Linked DNA regions of Mus musculus: all the other regions are linked to region 3. Evidence: chromatin contacts called from ENCODE Hi-C or POLR2A ChIA-PET data. All regions are on one chromosome and are shown on one strand. Each heading gives the region's core, a stretch centred on a gene start or an enhancer-like site at or near the end of the contact. The rest is flanking DNA. Distances are from core to core; before and after follow the strand shown. Region 1 holds the start of Gpank1 (G patch domain and ankyrin repeats 1). Region 2 holds the start of Prrc2a (proline-rich coiled-coil 2A). Region 3 holds the start of Clic1 (chloride intracellular channel 1).

Evidence for each region. Hi-C counts contacts between places; a loop is a spot of excess contacts on that map. ChIA-PET counts read pairs that join two places held with the same protein, here RNA polymerase II (POLR2A).
Region 1: a map of regulatory T cell shows a loop between it and region 3 (1.9-fold over the local background). The contact joins the promoter of Gpank1 here to the promoter of Clic1 in region 3. A Hi-C loop is called at or near these places in 2 of 37 maps with a recorded cell type or tissue (regulatory T cell and v-Abl transformed pro-B cells). POLR2A ChIA-PET finds 5 or more read pairs at or near these places in 4 of 5 experiments (Patski and embryonic stem cell).
Region 2: POLR2A ChIA-PET joins it to region 3 with 27 read pairs in Patski. The contact joins the promoter of Prrc2a here to the promoter of Clic1 in region 3. POLR2A ChIA-PET finds 5 or more read pairs at or near these places in 4 of 5 experiments (Patski and embryonic stem cell).

Annotation. Positions count from the first base shown.
Region 1 is chr17:35,121,320-35,124,263 of GRCm38, forward strand. Gpank1 (G patch domain and ankyrin repeats 1) reads left to right here and starts at 1,633. Exons shown (of 2, transcript NM_032460.2): 1 at 1,633-2,340; 2 at 2,901-2,944. The coding sequence starts at 1,667. Gm20522 (predicted gene 20522) reads right to left here. Exons shown (of 3, transcript NR_168268.1): 3 at 1,416-1,919. It also overlaps a transcript of Csnk2b not described here.
Region 2 is chr17:35,163,482-35,166,709 of GRCm38, forward strand. It overlaps Prrc2a (proline-rich coiled-coil 2A), which reads right to left and starts at 1,396. Exons shown (of 31, transcript NM_020027.3): 1 at 1,254-1,396.
Region 3 is chr17:35,048,709-35,051,548 of GRCm38, forward strand. Clic1 (chloride intracellular channel 1) reads left to right here and starts at 1,535. Exons shown (of 6, transcript NM_033444.2): 1 at 1,535-1,778. The coding sequence starts at 1,740. Gm23421 (a small nuclear RNA gene) reads left to right here and starts at 510; the gene lies at 510-613.

The sequences.
Region 1 (2,944 bases), core at 383-2,882, 73 kb after region 3:
CGCCGGGAGATGTAGTCCCGTCGGCAGAGAGAAACTGACGAAATGAGGGGAAGACAAACTACCAATCCCAAGAGGACCCGCGCATGACTCTCTAAGGGCCGCGAGGCCCTAGAGGAAGCCGCCTGGGGGCGGGGCGAACCGAGGCGCCACCGGAAGCGGAAGCGGAGCAGGGGGTCTTCCCGACCAGGAAGCCTGGGAAATATAGTCTTGTTAGGCTCGCTAAGCTGCCGGGTAGGTCCTCGGGCTGATTGTCATCCCTGCGGTGCTCCCTCAGCGTTCCGCTTTGCTTTTTTTTCTCCCTCTTCCCTGTGCCAGGCCAACCCACGGGATCCTGGTTCTCTCGCCAGGCCCGCGACAGAGTGCGCTCGGGCTCCGGCATGCGCAGAGTTGTGGTGAGGGACTTAGGTCGGGTGTGCTTGGGATGCGCTGAGCTGTGCACGCTGCGTGAGAACCTGGACCGCCCTGCGAGCTAACCTGAGGTGGGGCCAGCCATTCTGCCGCCGCTTGTCCCTTTGTACTTCTCCATCTCCTCAGAGCTGGGGTAGAGAGTTGTGCTGATGACCCTGACTGTTCTTCAAACCCTGCTCAGAGCAGTGGTGAGGGGTAACCGTGATGTTACTTCATCTCACAGCTCCTCGGCATCCCACAGGTCTCCCCACTGTGTCCTCAGAGTCTTTCTGAACGCGGAGGGTGGCGAAGGGCATTGTGGGGGCGTTATGTAAAAGCAGGACCCCAACCGACAGGCTCCCCCTTGGGTCCTCGCGCTACTGGGCACGCGATGCTTTACTACGAGGATGCTAGAAAAGGTTCTAGCGCGGGAAACTTGAACCTTATGGATGTTTTGTTGTTGTTGCTCCTGCGCATGCCTCGTTCTGCCCTGTGGCTATTTGATTGTATCCAATCTTACAGATTACAAGAGCGACATTTTGCGGTACAGAAGTGACAATGCAGCTTCCCCAGAAACCTCCCGGAGTAATGTCATGCCTGTTTTTAATCTGGGAAAAGGGGACCCCTAGATAAGATCGAGCAAGATTTAAAAGGTCGACCTGTGCGGGCCAGTGGTGGCGCACGCCTTTAATCCCAGCACTTGGGAGGCAGAAGCTGGCAGATTTCTGAGATCGAGGCCAGTCTGGTCTACAGAGTGAGTTCCAGGACAGCCAGGGCTATACAGAGAAACCCTGTCTCGAAAAAAAAAGGGGGGGGGGTGTCGACCTTATATTTCCTGTATGTGTTAGCGGAATGTTTTCAGAGAGAGCCTGGCATTTTTGTTTGTAGGAAGATGGGAGTTGAATACAGAACCCATTAACAACTGTCTTGTAGAATATTTTTTTCCTGTTACCCTTTTTCTTTTCTGTGTTATTGATAGAATCTAGAATTCTCAAATTTGAAACAAGCATTCTACACAGATTCATATCTACTATGCCCTCATGAAATTTTATTAACATCATGACAGGATCTGTTGTTCCTGGGGTCTGTTTTACCCATCCCATCGTGACAGGATCTGTTGTTATTCCTGGGGTCCCTTTTACCCATGAGGCCCGGGCTCCACAGAATCCTAACTATGAAGTCAGTTTTGGGATGGGAGGCCCATTTTAGTTCTAGGCTGCTTTCCCATCTCAGCGGGCCCCCAGAGGTGGTGCTGGTCATCTTCACAATAGCTACCTGAATGGTTGGATCGCTTGCTTGTCACATCCTTGCCTTGCCCAGTCTTCATTTTCTTGTTTCTCTCACAGGCATGTCTAGGCCATCCTTCATCGAATTTACCCCAGCGGCTGACTCCAGTGACCTCTGGAAGGATGGGCAGCAGCAACCACAGCAGGAGAAAGCAGAGCCTGTCCTGGACGGGGCTGCTGCCCGGGCTTTCTATGAGGCTCTAATCGCAGATGACAGTAGTTCCTCTAAGCCCCAGAGAGCTGAACCTATGAGGGAGAGGAAGAAGAAGAGAAGAAGAGTGACTAGGGAGCCTGCAGCAGCAGGAGTCCCCAGACAAGGAAGAGCACTTGAGGATGAAGACAGGATGGCCCAGTGGATCCTGCTGGCAGCCCAGAATGGGGATCTGACAGAACTCCGGAGGCTGCTAGAACCCCAAGAGGCAGGGGGAGCTGGAGGGAATATCAATGCTCGTGATGCCTTCTGGTGGACTCCCTTGATGTGTGCTGCCCGAGCAGGCCAGGGCGCCGCTGTGCGCTATCTCCTGGGCCGAGGAGCTGCCTGGGTTGGAGTCTGTGACCTGGGAGGCAGAGATGCTGCCCAGCTGGCTGAAGAAGCAGGCTTCCCTGAGGTAGCCCGTATGGTCAGAGAGAGTCATGGAGAGACAAGGAGCCCTGAGAACCAGAACCGGTGAGGAGGGAGCCTTCACTTACACCCATCTTTATTGTGTTCTTCCTTTCCTGGGCACCTCATACTAAGGGCCCACAGCAGCTAAAGGGGGCTATTCATCCTCTGGCATATTCAGTCATAGAGTAACAATGGGCGTGGTCTTTGTGCATTTGAATCTTGGTTCCATTTATTTGCAGTGCCAGCCTAAAGTCTGCAAATCTCAGTCCTTGTCTGAGAATTGGGGCTAAGACTTTTTCCTCAAAGGGGTGTTAAGATACAGTAGGTTAATGTGGAAAGAGATGGGGTAGGATGGGATGGTGCTTGTCACACAGTTTGCACTTTATAAATGCCAGCACTACTCATTATTCCTGAGAGCTTGAGGCCTACCTGACAGTATTCCAAATATTCCCTACTGGGAAGACCCTGGGGCCCCTTTCCAAGACAAGATACAACCAAAAGATGCTGCTGACATTGGGAGAAAGGCAAAAAGTACTTTGCTCTGCTCTGCCTGGTGCCTGAACAACTTGAGGCTCTGTTCATCTTTTTTTTTCCTCCCCTATAACATATTTCTTTCTCTGCAGATCTACCCCCTCCTCGTCCCAGTTCTGTGAGGACTGTGGTGCCC
Region 2 (3,228 bases), core at 146-2,645, 110 kb after region 3:
CCAGCAGCCTTAAGTCCCATCTGGGAGGTTTGAAGGAAGGTATGCTGGGAGCTTAAGGATTTTTATGAGCTTGCTCTCAGACCAGGAGCTGGTGCCAGACTAAGCCTTACTAAACAACAGGGGCTCCACAGAACCCCTGGATGCAAAATATTCCATCTATTCCTTACATAGCCCCCACACAGGCTCTTGGAAACAATTCTGCTGGCAGAAAAAAACAAAAAAACAAAAAACTAGTGGACCCCATGTAAAACTGAGGAAAACCACAGCATGACGGAGCTACCTCGACAACACCCTGTAACCATGGGCCAGGCAGCAGAGGCCAAACCCAGAACCAACTACCATTTTTATCCTCATCCAGTCTCTTCATAAGCAGTCATTTGTTCCCCTAACAGCCCTTACTCCTCAGGCAGGAAAAACTCTACATCTGAATCCATCCTCGAGTGACCGGGCATTCATTTGTGGGTGGGAACAGTGTGAAAAAGAGATGGAAGATAGCAAGAAAGCATGCAGGCCTAGGATGAAAGCCAAAATCGGGGAGAGAACTAACTTTACCACAAGCCAGAGAAAAGAAGACAGGGGTTGCTCTCTAGGCACTTAAGGAAGGCAATCTGAAATCTACCATGAAAGGGGGAGAAAGCAGAAAAACCGTAGAGCAGACAGATTTCAACTGCTAAAGAGAGAATCAAGCAGAAAGCAGGGAGGGAAGCAGGAACGGCTGAGGAAGGCTGACAAGGGGCAGTGTCAGGGGAGCTCAGAAGAAAAGAGGGAAGAGGAGGAGATAGGGCCATGGGGGGAAAAGGGAACGCAGAGGCTTGGGGGACGCAGAAAGGCGAAGATGCTGGCCGAAAGCGGGGCTCCAGAACCAGAGTGACTCGACGCAAAGACCAAGAAAGACCGGGAGCCATAGCGCCGGGTGGCAGCAAGGGCTCCAGAAACACCAAGAGCCCCTCAAAGGGTAGGTCTACAGGCGGCGGAGGGGCCCCGGGCCGGCCGAGGGGCCGAGGGCGCGACGCGAGCAGGAACCGCGGCCTGGAGCGCGGTCGTGCCCTGAGGAGCAGGCTGCTGGGCCGCGGCCGCCCCCAGCCCTCCACAGCGGCCTGGGAGCGGCCGGCGCAGGCCGAGGGGGAGGGGCAGGCCGGCGGCAGGAGGACAAGATGGCGGCGGCTGATGGCAGCTTCTCCCCCGGCCCGCCGCCGCCGCTGCCGCCGCCCCGCGCCGGAAAGGGCGTCAGCGCCCAGCTCGCCCAGACTCACCTAGCCGGGTGCGTGGGGGTCCGGGACCCGGGCTCAAAGGCTTCCCGGGGCGGATGGCGGCGGGGCGGGGGCGGATGGCGGCGGATGGCGCCGCGCTCGGCTCCTCCCGTCTCCCTCGCTCACTCCGCGGCTGGGCTCCGACTAACGGCCCATCCGGGCAACCGCCGCCCCCGGGAACACCCCCCACCTCCCGCCTCCCTCCGCGGCTGGGCACGCCCCCTTATTTGCATAGGGGGCGGAGCCCTTACTCTCCGACCCCTCCGCTCTTCAGGGCTGTCCCTACTTTAAAAAAATAAAGGCAGTGTGTGGAGGATATTTGCATAAAGGGGAGGGACTTACAGACGCTAGGACGCCGGTTGGCTAGGGAGACGTCTTGGCGTCGGCAGTTGAGACGCGTAGACCGGGCGGAATGCGAGGCCGTTGGGGCGCAGAATTTACACGACGGATGGTGGGAGAAAAAGGATGCGCATGCGTAGTTGGTCCGCGGACGGCTGGGAGCCGAGAGACACGCAGGGAAGGGATGCTAGGCCCCGGTCACTCTCAGCGGAGAAGACGGAAAGAACTGCGACGAATGGAAGGGATTAGTTAGTCGAGGGCGGAGTTACATAGACCCTGGAAGAATTTCAGGTCTGGTGTCCATTCGTGAGAGGTAAACGCGTCAGGGAGGCGGGGCTTTCCAGTTATCAAATCACGTCATGCAAATGAAGTGGATAGGCAAGCCAATCAAAGGGTCCAGAGGAGTGTATCATTGACTTTCTTCGAGTAGGCGTTCTTCGAATGGTTCTGGGTATTTGCATAATATATGCAAACAATTTGAACAAAGGCAAGGAATGACCTACTCTTCCAAATTTTAGCAGCGACTAACTACGGCGGATATTTGACATTTAATTTTTATGCTCAATAGTTTTAAAAACTGTTTTTATAATTAATGTTCCTTCAACAATGAGTTTCAGCTTTAAAGGTCGTACTACTTCCCCTCTTTGTTTCTTAGTACTTGACTGTAGAAATCTTTGCCTCTCACCACACTTACACTTACTCAACATTTTCCTGTGAATTTTTATGTATATTGGTGGGTGCTCACTGGCCTTTACAAACCAGAGGTTGACGTCCAGAGGGCTCGCGCAAACACTTTATTTTTTGAGACATTCTTTTCATCTTTCAGTGAATCTTGATACTTGGATGGCTGAGCTCAGATTCCATATGGACTGGCCAAAGAGCTTGAGATCTTTCTATCTCTGCATCCCGGTGCTGAAGTTACAGACAGGAGTGATCTGCCCAGCCTGGACATGAGTACAGGAGGTCCAAACTTAGGTCCTCATGCTTGTTAGCAAGCATTTCATCCGCTGAGCCATTTTCCTAACTCTAGAAACATTTATTTGTTTTTATTTTATTTGTATGCATATCTACATATATGCATATGTACCAAGTGGGTTCCTGGTGCCACCTGGGTTCTTGGTTCCTGTACCAAGAGGAGTTCAGATCTCTTTGAACTGGAATTACTGGTGATTGTGAGTTCCCAGATGTAGGTGTTGGGGATCGAATCCAGGTCCTCTGAAAGAACAGCAAGTGCTGAGCCATCTCTCCAGTGGTCATCAGTAACAGTTTGAAGTACCAGAGACATGCATGGGATATTGTAGAGGCAGAGGAATAACCTGACTGTCCTGGTGGGAGCAGGTTAAAAGATATATGGGGAGAGAGAGTAGGGGGGGAGGGAGAAAGAAGCACTTGGCGTCCGCCGTAGTTCCAGTGCTGTAGAGGCGAGAGACGGATGGATCCCCTAGGACTCACTGGCCTGCCGCCACACTCTCATAGGTAGGTCAAGGCCATGAGAGAAGAGAGAACTCATCTCAAAACCACACACACAAAACCAAGGTGGGCATGATCTGGGAAATGGCAGCCAAGGTTGCTCTCTGGCCTCCATATGTACCACCCCCCCACACACACACACAGAGCAATATTAGTCCATTTTGAGACA
Region 3 (2,840 bases), core at 285-2,784:
TGTGTGTGTGTGTGTGTGTTAGACTGAGAAGAAAAGAAAGCTAGTCGATAGTAGAGAAATTTAGAGTGTGGAGGTTAGATATTGGCAGACATATTTTAGGTTTTTTTGTTTTTTGTTTTGTTTTTGTTTTTTGTTTTTTCGAGACAGGGTTTCTCTGTATAGCCCTGGCTGTCCTGGAACTTACTTTGTAGACCAGGCTGGCCTCGAACTCAGAAATCTGCCTGCCTCTGCCTCCTGAGTGCTGGGATTAAAGGTGTGCACCACTATGCCTGGTTTTGTTTTTGTTTTTAAAAAAGGTAGAAGTAGTAGGCAGGGCAGTGGTGGCGCATGCCTGTAATCCCAGCACCTGGGAGGCAGAGGTAGTCGGATTTCTGAATTTGAGGCCAGCCTGGTCTACAGAGTGAGTTCCAGGACAGCCTCAACCACACAGAGAAACCCTGTCACTAAAAACCAAAATACACAAACACACACACACACACACACACACACACACACACACACGAGTAGTAGAGCTCTCTTCAGTAGCACTCACACTAAAATTGGAAAGATACAGAGATTAGCATGGCCCCTGCGGAAGGATGTCACGCAAATTTGTAAGGCATTCCATATTTTTATTTGCCTGTGCTTTATCTAAAATCATTTGTATAGGTGGGTAATTAAAAGATACTGAAGTGAAAAAAAATAGGTAGTAAAGTTCTATCTTTATACTAAAGTTAGACCCTCCAGAATCAGGCCTCCCAGGGAAAGTGACACCCCCCCCCCCGTCTTATTTACTTAGATGTCCCCCAAGACTCTGCTCACACTGACCTGTCTGACCTTTCCTTTTTTTCTTCCCGTGATAGAACCAGTCGCTACCCCACCCACCCCAGGATGAGCCCAGTGCTATCCTAGAACCAGGATAAGTCTCCAAGGCAACATTCACCATTGAGAGGAGGGTAAGGGGCCCGGGTTGGGGAAAGTCTAAGCTTGGCCAGGCTTCCAGAGGACCGCCCCCTGCCGTGAAGCCTGGGCTCAGCTTCCTGTTTCCCCTGCATCAGGCCTCCTGGCCTCTGGCGGCCTGTGTCTTGGAGTGCCCTTTGCCAATCTGTAGTCCTCAGCTCACTATCTCCTTCCCGATCCCCCTCCACACACGCAGAGCACAGTCCCAGCAAACCAGAAGACTGACTGGATAACTGAAAACAAAACAAAACAAAACAAAACGCAGAACCCTTGCATCCTCAAACTCCCTTTCTGCACCTCCGTGGTCACTTCGCTAGTGTCAAGCTTCCCTGTTTGATAGTGGCCACCCTTCTCATTAACGAAGCGAGGAAACTGAGGCACGAAAATGCTGCTGTGTTTAGGAGAGGTCAGGGAATCGAGGAAGCCCCCGGACTTCCCTTCTAACACCTTATCCCTGGGATCCCGAGACCTCTGACTTCAGTCCCGGACCCACTCCCACGATCCCCGTGTCCCCTCCCCTCATGTCCCCTCCCCAGGTCCAGGGCGGGGCCGGCCGGTGAGTCAGCTGCTCCCTGAGCTAAACAGGAGGGACCGAGGTGGAGCAGCTGGGTGTGGGGTGCACTGGGCCTGTGGGGAAGCCGTGTTGGAGCGAACTAAAGGGTCTGATCGGACTTGGGTTGCGCCGAAGGGACAGCCCTGAGTCTGGAGGAGAGAATCCCGGACCGTGAGACCCGCCTTCCCTTGCCCCGGCCCCTCCCAGTTCCCCCAGCGACGGCTGCTTCCTGGTCCCCGACGCAACCATGGCTGAAGAACAACCTCAGGTCGAACTGTTCGTGAAGGTAAGAACACTTTCTCTTTCTTTGGCCACTCTCAGGATTTCTGCAAGTCAGTCCTCCCCTCTCCTGGGCTCCAGCTCAAACTCCCCAACCCCTTCCTAGTTGACCCCACTCCCAGCCCCGGTGCTGTTTTGCTGGGGGCAGGGTGGGCGGGCAGACACGACTTGTGAGACGGTAATGGGAGTGCTAGACTCGCCCTGGGAAGTTTATAGAAGAGGTTTCCAGCAGCCTAAAGGGGAGAAAGGTAAAGTTTCAGGAATGAGAGAGTGAATGGGGTTCGGTGCGGGATCCAGGGGGATCCAGACAAGAGAAGGACCGAGAAAGGGACAGTGGTGGGGTTCGAGAAGGTCAGGAGAGTTGGCTACGACGTGTGGCCCTATGAAAGAAAGAGAAAAATGAAAGATGGGGCAGAGAGAACGTGGGGAGAGAGCGAGAAAGAGGGAGGGAGAGAGGGAGAAAAAGAGGAGAGGAGAGGAGAGGAGAGGAGAGGAGAGGAGAGGAGAGGAGAGGAGAGGAGAGGAGAGGAGAGGAGAGGAGAGGAGAGGAGAGGAGAGGAGAGAGAGAGAGAGAGAGAGAGAGAGAGAGAGAGAGAGAGAGAATGAATAAGAATCTGGTAGGGTTGAAGGATGAGTGTGTCGCATGGTGGAAGGAAAGAGCCTTCACGAAGAAGCAGCACAATCAGTGGCTGAGATGACTATCCCCCAGCTGAGGCAGGAAGGAGATTAAAGTTTAGCAGTAGTTACTTATGAAGAGAGGAGAGGAGAGCTCCAAAGGGGACAGGAGACTCCTTGGGTTAGATGTAAATGCCGGGCTGATACCGGGCTGGAAGAAAAAGCCCCCTCCCCCTGAGCCCTCCCCCTTTACACTATCCTCTCTGTGGGTGTGGTCAAGGCAAGCTGGTGCTAGGCTTTTGGCTTTTGGGTTCGGAAACCGCTGGCTGCCGCGCTCCTCCTCTGCCCAGGCCTGTCCCCTCCGGCACCACCCTTCCCCATACCCCCGTGCACGTCCCTTCCTCTCCGGGCAGGTCCTCTCCCAGTGAGCACATTCGCACTCGTTTTTTGCTTC